Regions from separate parts of the Homo sapiens genome. Here regions 1 and 2 are each linked to region 3. A link is a contact called in ENCODE Hi-C or POLR2A ChIA-PET data. All regions are on one chromosome and are shown on one strand. The core of a region is the stretch at or near the end of the contact, and the rest is flanking DNA. Distances in the headings are between cores, read along the strand shown. Region 1 overlaps ELF1 (E74 like ETS transcription factor 1). Region 2 overlaps ELF1 (E74 like ETS transcription factor 1). Region 3 holds the start of KBTBD6 (kelch repeat and BTB domain containing 6).

The links. Hi-C counts contacts between places; a loop is a spot of excess contacts on that map. ChIA-PET counts read pairs that join two places held with the same protein, here RNA polymerase II (POLR2A). Pooled maps may share reads with other maps.
Region 1: a loop to region 3 is called in a map of GM12878, with 2.4 times the contacts of the local background. The contact joins the enhancer-like site here to the promoter of KBTBD6 in region 3. A Hi-C loop is called at or near these places in 1 of 168 maps with a recorded cell type or tissue (GM12878), 2 of 37 single-sample maps with no recorded cell type and 7 of 50 pooled maps. POLR2A ChIA-PET finds 5 or more read pairs at or near these places in 1 of 52 experiments (T-cell).
Region 2: a loop to region 3 is called in a pooled map, with 2.6 times the contacts of the local background. The contact joins the enhancer-like site here to the promoter of KBTBD6 in region 3. A Hi-C loop is called at or near these places in 10 of 168 maps with a recorded cell type or tissue (CD4-positive, alpha-beta T cell, CD4-positive, alpha-beta memory T cell, CD8-positive, alpha-beta T cell and 4 more), 4 of 37 single-sample maps with no recorded cell type and 25 of 50 pooled maps. POLR2A ChIA-PET finds 5 or more read pairs at or near these places in 1 of 52 experiments (activated naive CD4-positive, alpha-beta T cell).

The regions. Positions count from the first base shown.
Region 1 is chr13:40,968,443-40,971,336 of GRCh38, forward strand. The region is part of intron 2 of ELF1 (E74 like ETS transcription factor 1); the gene reads right to left. Among named protein-coding and RNA genes, the nearest start is that of ELF1, 49 kb to the right of the region's middle. Within about 2 kb of position 1,354, at least 3 of the 41 ENCODE cell types and tissues checked have a DNase peak (open chromatin) inside an H3K27ac peak, as active enhancers do.
Region 2 is chr13:40,932,311-40,935,023 of GRCh38, forward strand. It overlaps ELF1 (E74 like ETS transcription factor 1), which reads right to left. Exons shown (of 9, transcript NM_172373.4): 9 at 1-1,718. The coding sequence ends at 1,115. Among named protein-coding and RNA genes, the nearest start is that of ELF1, 86 kb to the right of the region's middle. Within about 2 kb of position 1,326, at least 3 of the 41 ENCODE cell types and tissues checked have a DNase peak (open chromatin) inside an H3K27ac peak, as active enhancers do.
Region 3 is chr13:41,131,372-41,134,115 of GRCh38, forward strand. KBTBD6 (kelch repeat and BTB domain containing 6) reads right to left here and starts at 1,431. Exons shown (of 1, transcript NM_152903.5): 1 at 1-1,431. The coding sequence starts at 1,140. It overlaps KBTBD6-DT (KBTBD6 divergent transcript), which reads left to right and starts at 1,557. Exons shown (of 4, transcript NR_120423.1): 1 at 1,557-1,684. RefSeq lists enhancers at 1,084-1,133, 1,494-1,733.

The DNA.
Region 1 (2,894 bases), core at 104-2,603, 160 kb before region 3:
AGTATGAAACATCATTGCTTCCTTTCCATATAGTGCCCCTCCTCAATGGTTTCTACTATTTCTAAATTCCAAAGTGTATTTTAAATGATTTCAGGAATTGATGTATTACACAAAGCAAGCTAGGATTGTACAATAGATTTCCAAAGCCCAGTACAAAGTTTTCTGTGAAGAATTCTTCATAGCCAAATTCTCCACATACTTTAAAAAAATATGCCACTAAAACAGCTCCAAATATTTCTGTTGATTAACTCAAGCTCCCTGTAAACACTTTCTATATTCTTTTTTTTTTTTTTTTTAGACAGGGTCTTGCTCCGTTGCCCAGGCTGTAGTACAGTGGCACAATCACAGCTCATTGCAGCCTTGACCTCTGGGGCTCAAGCAATCTTTCCACCTCAGCGACATGAATAGCTGGGAGAACAGGCATGTGCCACCACACCCAGCTAATTTTTGTGTTTTTTGTAGAGATGGGGTTTTGTCATGTTGCCCAGGCTGGTCTCAAACTCCTGGGCTTAAGCAGTCCATCTGCCTCAGCCTCCCAAAGTGCTGGGATTACAGACATGAGCCATTGCGCCCAGGGACCTATTCCTTATTATAAAATAAAAAGCAGTTTTAGCAACCAGGCAGAAAAGTTTATGTAGTTGTAGTACCCACTGCTCAACACATTGGTCTAAATTATAAGAACATCATAGTTTTACTGACTACAGGTGTAGTACATGAGTCTAGTTCTTAAAAATGTTATACATAAATGTATTTGGGAAAAAGTAAAAAATCGCACTAATCCTAGATATAATCAGTATAAAAGACAATTTACTTAATAGTCTTCCATATTCTCTTTTTCCTTTATGGTTCTTTTTCTCTCTTATACCCTAGCATAATGGTTAAGAGTTTGGGCTCTCTCAGGTCAGTCAATTTCAATACAAGTGGCACTTTACAGTTGTGTGTTTCTGGGTAACATGCATTCCTTCAACCTCTTTGAGATTCCTCATTATACATGTTTTCCTTACTTGTAAAATGGGGATAACAAGAGTTGTCACACCATACAGGCTTTTAAAGATGAAAATATAAAATGCATATCACGTGCAGGGCCTGGCAAGGGTAAGAGACAATAAGTGTTCATTAATTATTAAACAGCACATAAATTTTTAGATTAGCCTAGTGTTTATATGTGTGTATGCAAATTCTGCCAGGTTTTGGTATCAGTGTTATGTCAGTTTTGTAAAACTGAATTAGGAAACTCTCTCTGAACCGAAACTGTTTAAATTAGTTCATTAAATTTTTAAGACAGGGTCTCTGTCAGTGAGACTCCAGGCTAGAGTGCAGTGGCACAATCATGGCTCACTGTAGCCTCTACCTCCTAGGCTTGAGATCCTCCCACTTCCGCTTCCCAAGCAGCTGAGATCAGAGGTACAGGCTGCCACATCATGCTAATTTTTAAATTTTTTGTAGAGATAGAGTCTTACTATGTTGCCCGGGCTGGTAAAGTTGAAAATCACTCACTCACGAAACTATCTGGGCCTACAGGTTTTGTGCATGTGGGGATTGTTCCCTGGCAATTTCCTCAGTTTCTTTCATTGTTACTGGCACATTTTCAAAGAAAAAAAAATCTACATTATTACCATTCCAAAAACTTAAAATATTTCAATGCATTAGCTCAAATGATATAGCAAATCCTTATACTGTTCTGCATTATCCCATCATCCCTTAAAATATAAACAAACAAATCAAGTGTCGTCAAGATTAATGAGGAAATTAACGAACAGCTAAAAGACAAATTATCCTCTAGTTGATACTCTAAAAGAGTGTTACTAAATCAGAACTGGAATCTAGACTTATTTAGTAATTCAGCTAGGTTACTTTGAACAGTAATTACTCTGGATGCCTTTGTAAGCTTGCCCTACAAATCTATCACAGGTGAAAGATTCTAATACAGGTCTCCTAGTCACTTAGTAATAAATTCAAGATAACATTATACTATAGAAAACGGGAAAAATACGATCTCTATCATACAGTGACTTGTAAGAATCCAAGTGTATACAGAAAAGACTGTAAACTACAAAGAGCTGTACAAGATGTTAGGCAGTGTTATCTTTACATTGTATTCAAGACTAAGGCAAGTAATGTTTTCTTGGCATGGAGGTTAACATGCAAAGATGCTGCTTTGGATGTTAATCTTCGTGCCAAGTATGTTTGGATGTTAACCTCCGTGCCAAGAAAACATACTTGTCTCTATTAGCCTCCTTACACTTCCCAATGGCGTTTGTTCTCTAATATCCTCATTTTTATGGATTATGTACCTGCTATAAATGTCACATAGATAAACATGTGGTTTAATTAAGGGGAAAAAAGGATTCAAGTGTCTGGTCAATGTACTTTCAACTAAAAAAACTCACTACAGCGCTGTGTAAAAAGTGTTCTCTAGTCTCTGTCTTTGGGAGTCTTTCAATATAATAAACTATAAAATAGAATACAGTGGTACCCCTAATGTAGTGATGACGGAAGCAGCTACTATGTTAAGGACGTCATATGGCTTTATCCACTCAATCCCCACAACACTAGGCTATATATTATTGACACATACTAGTCACCCAGCCAGAAAAAGCTGAAATCTGAACCCAAGCAATCTGACTCTAGAGTCCACAAGTTTAACCACTACCAGTACAGGATCCTATAGATAAACTACTTAGAATTTATTACTAAGTCATAATGAAAGTCTCATTTCAATTAACGCTTGGATAAAAAATGTATATTATATATAGATTGATAGTTATCTTCTAAATGATCACTGTATTAGACCTACAGCTGAAACAAGTTTGTTTTCTTTTTCTTTTTTTTTGAGACAGGGTCTTACTCTGTCACCCAGGCTACAGTGCAGTGGCAAGATCACAACTCACTGC
Region 2 (2,713 bases), core at 76-2,575, 200 kb before region 3:
ATCTTTGTATGCAACCCCCCCCAAGTCCGCCCCCAGTAAAAAATGATCCAAAATATAAAGCAATTATGCTTTTATAACTGACTACTCAGCCAGATTAGCCCAAGGCTCAAGTTGCTTTCTTGGCCCTTAAGAAAGAGTCTTGACTCTCTCAAAATAGCAGTATTCTGTTTAGCACTTAGCAACACAAGTTTACTAATGGACCGCAAAGCACAGTGGCCTAAAGAGTTAGTAAACAAATTATTTAGGAAGAATTTATGGCAGATCTTACCCATAACAGATGAATAAATTTTGTTGGGTCACTTATTTCTCTGCAACATTTTAGCTATTCTTACATTAGGAAATAACCTGATAATGATTTAATTGACATAACTTGAAAATATAGGTATTAGAATTAAAAAAATTAGAACTAGAAGAGAAAGTGGTGATCATCTAGTCTAATCCAATACATCTCTTCCTTTTATGAGAGGAACTAAAGCCCAAAGAGGTCAAGATTACATAGCTAGTTAGTGGGAGTGCCATTCTTAGGCTGATGCTTTTATACTATCCTGCTTCTGAAACAGGGTCAGCCATACCACCAGCACCTCCAATTTTTCATGTTATTCTACATATTCATAGTTCTATATTATATAGTGCAGTCAACTAAAGTCAATCTAAGTGACACCATAATTTTAACAAAGCATAAAATAGGTTTTTTGCATTTGAAAGAGTCAAGACTTAACTTACACAAGTGGAATGAAAATAGTTCCTATATAAATTTCCTGTTGCCTTCTATTTAAGTTCTGTATTTACAAAAGAATCAGAAAATCTAATACAATGTAAAATTAGAAAAGAAACTTTAAAAATGCTTATGATATAGCAACTGAAATAAAAATCTCAAAAGAATGTCTTCATAGTGTAAAATGCCTGTTCCTTCACGATTGAATTCTGAAACATTTAGATAACAAAGAGAAACAGTTGAGTTTTCCTCCCTCATCTAACAAAGTCAAAATTAACTCTATTTTTAACAATTACAAAATTAGAAACCTCCTTAGAATTTATCTTAGAATCAGTCAGTCTGCATATAATTGAAAATGTTCAATTAACAAACAATTATTCATAAGCTTTGGTATATTAACTAAAAAGAGTTGGGTTCCAGCAGTTCGTTTTGTTTCATAGCTACCTGAGAAGTAAATCCATTGGAACTGGACACTACCATCACATAAGGCTGTGGCTGCTGCTCCGTTTTCTCAGTGTTCTCTTTCAAATGATCTTCAGATTCCTTTTTCTCTACTTCCTGTGTAAGAGTTTTTGTTTCTTGAGTTTTGATAACTGAAGTGATTACAGTGCCAGGTGGGTGAGCAACCAGCTGTGAACTGCGAGGAGAAAAGGTCACCACAGGTGCAGTAGCACTGAAGGATGGAGAGGAAGCCACACTGACGGTTCCATTGCAAATGGTCTGAACATTGCTAGTAAGGACCTGCTGAACCTGGGCAGGGCCCAAGACAATTGAAGGAGGAGAGCCCGCCTTTTGTGACTGCAGCATGACATTTTCTTTCAGTACTGTCATGGGCTGTGATGATGGAATGGCTTGTAAAATAAACTTCTGAGATCCAGTACCTGCTGATGGATCTGTGCTGGCTATAACTGTTGTGAGTGGCACTGTTTGGAGTGTTACTGTATGCAACTGCTGATTCCTAGGAGACACAACCACTGGAACTTGGGTTGGAGCCTGTATAGTCCTATTGAGATGATGAAATTAAAGTGAGACAATTAGCATATTCTACATCATTTAAAACTTTAACACTTGACAAGTCATTTTACAAAATACCAGTTATGTGTTTCAAAATGCTGCTTCCCATATTTTCAACAGAGCATGACCAATATCATGCCAGACTTTGTATTAAACACTACATACAGAGATGCCTAACACAAAACTCTCAGGCCATTAACTATGATACCATCTGCTGAGTGCTATGGAAGAAAGGTCTGTACATAGGGCCACATTAACACAAATGAGGAGCTAATTTTGTTGGGGAAGGAGGAGGATGTTAAAATGCTTAGCAAGAAGTTTGCATGAGCTTCTTAAAATTAGGAATTTAAAAGCAAATCTGTTTGATTCATTCCTGCTTTTTTTTTTTTTTTTTTTTTTTTAGATGGAGTTTCACTCTTGTTGCTCAGGCTGGAGTACAGTGGCGTGATCTTGGCTCACTGTAGCTTCTGCCTCCTGGGTTCAAGCCATTCTCCTGTCAGCCTCCCGAGTAGCTGGGATTATAGTCACGTGCCACCACGCCCGGCTAATTTTTGTAGTTTTAATTGAGATGGGGTTTTCTATGTTGGTCAGGCTGGTCTCAAAGTCCTGACCTCAGGTGATCCACCCGCCTCGGCCTCCCAAAGTGCTGGGATTATAGGCATGAGCCACTGTGCCCGGCCTGCTATTTTAATATTTGAGAGATAATGTTACCAACATGCTCATCCACAATAATTACCAAAATTCATATAATTGTATTCAACCTGTTTTTACATATAAAGGGAGAAGTGCTTAATTAACCTAAACAAAAAACCTACCTCAGTCTTAACCATATGACAGAATTCTTAGAATTTTAATAGCTCACATTTCATGTCATATTTAGATGAAACAAGCCATGATTATAATTAACCTGTCAGGGCTCTTGGACTGGTAGAGAAAATATGGCTAAGCTTTGGAAAAATACATAGAAGCATGTTTTAGCAGTTT
Region 3 (2,744 bases), core at 181-2,680:
CCTAGTGTGAGCCAGACAGGTCAAAGGTGACGGCACTTTGTAAAGGTCCCCCGAGTATGGATCACAGCAGAGAAAGGGATCTCTGGGGTGTCCAAAGAAGATCACCATCTCCTTGGCACACATACCCAGTCTCTGGGGTGGATTTTCTGCTGCAGATACAAGAGAGTTGCTGCTGCTACTGCTGCTGCTGCTGTTTGGCACTGGCACCAGAGACTTGTACAACAGGTCACCATAGCGCATCTGCAGGGCCCCTTCAATAACGTCCAGGCAGTACTTCTTCACGATGGGCTTGGTCAGCAGCCCTTCTAAGTAGTCCTGATCTTCTTCAGTGAAGTGCATCCAGCGCACGCACTTGAAGACTTCTGCAGCACTGGGACCCCGCTCTTTGGGAGCAGCCTCCAGCCACTGCACTGCCACATGGCACACTGTCTGCTCACTCTCCACGTCCAGACTATCCAAGCGCAGGACAGCCAGCAGCTGGGCCAGGGTCAGATCTGCTAGAGTCTCCTCCCGAATTGAACCCATGTGGCTGAGTTGCTTGAAGTTCTGAGCTATATAGGACTGGGCCTGGGATCGCAGCTTGCGATGGCCAAAGGCATCTGCAAACTTGAGGATGGCGGTGCAGTTGGTCAGGTCAAGACGTCGGGCTAAGAAGGAGGCACAGGCTTCCCGCACATATTCCAGCTGTAGCATGTCGGAGGCCGCGTACAGGCGCTCCACGTTGGCCTCACTGAGAGACACACGACCCGTGTAGCAGTAGTCGACCAACACCTCGAAGGACTCGGCGTCCACATCGTGCATGGTCACGCTGGCCTGCTGGCTCTCGTACATGCCACCTGTGAACATGCTCTTGAAGTAGGGACATGCCGCGGCCAGCACATTGCGGTTGCAGGGGAACAGGCGACCCGTGCCAGGCCCGCTGCCAGGCGTCACCACCTCGATGGTCACATCACACAGCAGCCGCGCATCGTAGAAGGACTTGAGCTGTGCCAGCAGGGCTGCAGAATGGGCCGTGTCCTTTAATTCCTCTGGACCCGTGAAAAAGGCCGAAACTGTGGGTTTGTGAATCTTCTTGGGCCGCTTCCCACCACGGGGACTGGCTAGGCGGCGAGAGCGCGGGGCGTCTTCCCGGGACTGCATGGTGGAGATGGCGACGGGCGCTGATGGCGAGAAACGCTGCAGGACCCGGCTCTGGCTCCTCCTCAACCTTCCCTCGCTGACGCTAAGATAGCAGCGTCTCCGAAGAGACAGCAGCACGAGCCCATTTACTGAATTCAACCCTACCCCGCAGAACCGCCTCCCGTTATCGTTTAGACAGTGGCTGACTCACCCTCTCTCACTCCCGCGTCCTTTCTCCGCGTCTGCTCGCCTTCACAGGACCCGCTGGCTTGGAGCCGCAGAAGCCGCTACTGCAGCGTGGGCGACAATGCTAGGCGCCCAGGAGAACTACCGCTCCCAGGTTGCCTTTCGCGCCCCGAGGGCTGCTGGGACTCTCGGACTCCCGGGCCGAGACCGAGGGAAAGAATCCGCTTTGCATGTCGGGAGTAGTAGTTTGTGTAATATCGCGATCCTTCTCTGGTGTTCCTTGTTTTAGCTGACGACACTCGAGAGCGCCAATTTTCCTAGATTCGATTTTGTGGTTTGGAACTGTGGTTTTGGAATCCAGAGTAGTCGCCTCGTTCTAGTATGTATTGTTTGACTTGTCTCTTTGAACTGTTTCTTCTTTTGTAAGACGTGAACAGTAGTATTTCATAGGATTGTGTGAAGATTACATGAGTTGGTTATAGGACGCTGTTAATAAATATTTGTTGGTTTGTAGAATAATTACTCAGTTCTTAGAATTATAAAGGTTCGATAAGTTTTCTTCCAGCCTTTATTAAAAAAAAAAAAAGGAAGCACCACTAATTTGAAATTATGAGCCTGTAGGAAAACAAAAAACCCCCCAAAACAGAAAACCTTGCAAGTTCCAGCAGAGATCCCTTTTTAGGGGCGTGTGTGTGTGTGTGTGTAAATTAGATTTTATTTTTAGGTTTACGGAAAAATTGAGCAGCAGGGACAGGGAACTTCCATATATCTCTCCCCACTTCACAGTTCCCTTATTATTAACATCTTGTATTAGTGTATGTATCCATTAGAAGTGATTTTTTTTTTTTTTTTTTTTTTACTCACTATGCCTCTCCCTGGTACCAAAAGATAACTCAGGGTTTGTAGGATTGGTTGGCTATCGCTGGAATTAGATCCCTGGCTTTTTCACAATTGCCTGTCCTTATTTGCCATGACTAAAAGGAGACCACCTCCAGTCACCTGACTTTGAGACTTTCCTTCCATATCTGCATTTCAAAACCTGAAGTCCTCTGTAGCCACTTCTCCCACTTGGTCTCTCCAATATTCAGTACCCCTTTCCCTTTTTTACACAAAAGAAGAGACATGCTTTAGGGGGTCCTCACCCCAAAACACAATGGAAGCCAGAGGCCTGGTTGGTAATTTAGCATCCTTTTAGACCCAGTGGCTCAAGCATTTCTCCCCTTGCTTGTATGAAGTTGCCTCTCCATCAGAGCTGACTTTATTTCTAGTCATTCACTCAACCTTTACTTACCCCGTGCAGTTCAGACATTAGAAGTCACTGAGAACACCTAACACGTTTCCGCTTCGGACTCACCTCCTGTGAAACCCTGCCACTGTCTTCCTCTCTCATCACTGTCCACCGTAGTCAAAACAATCAAGCCACTCTTCTTCCCATTCCC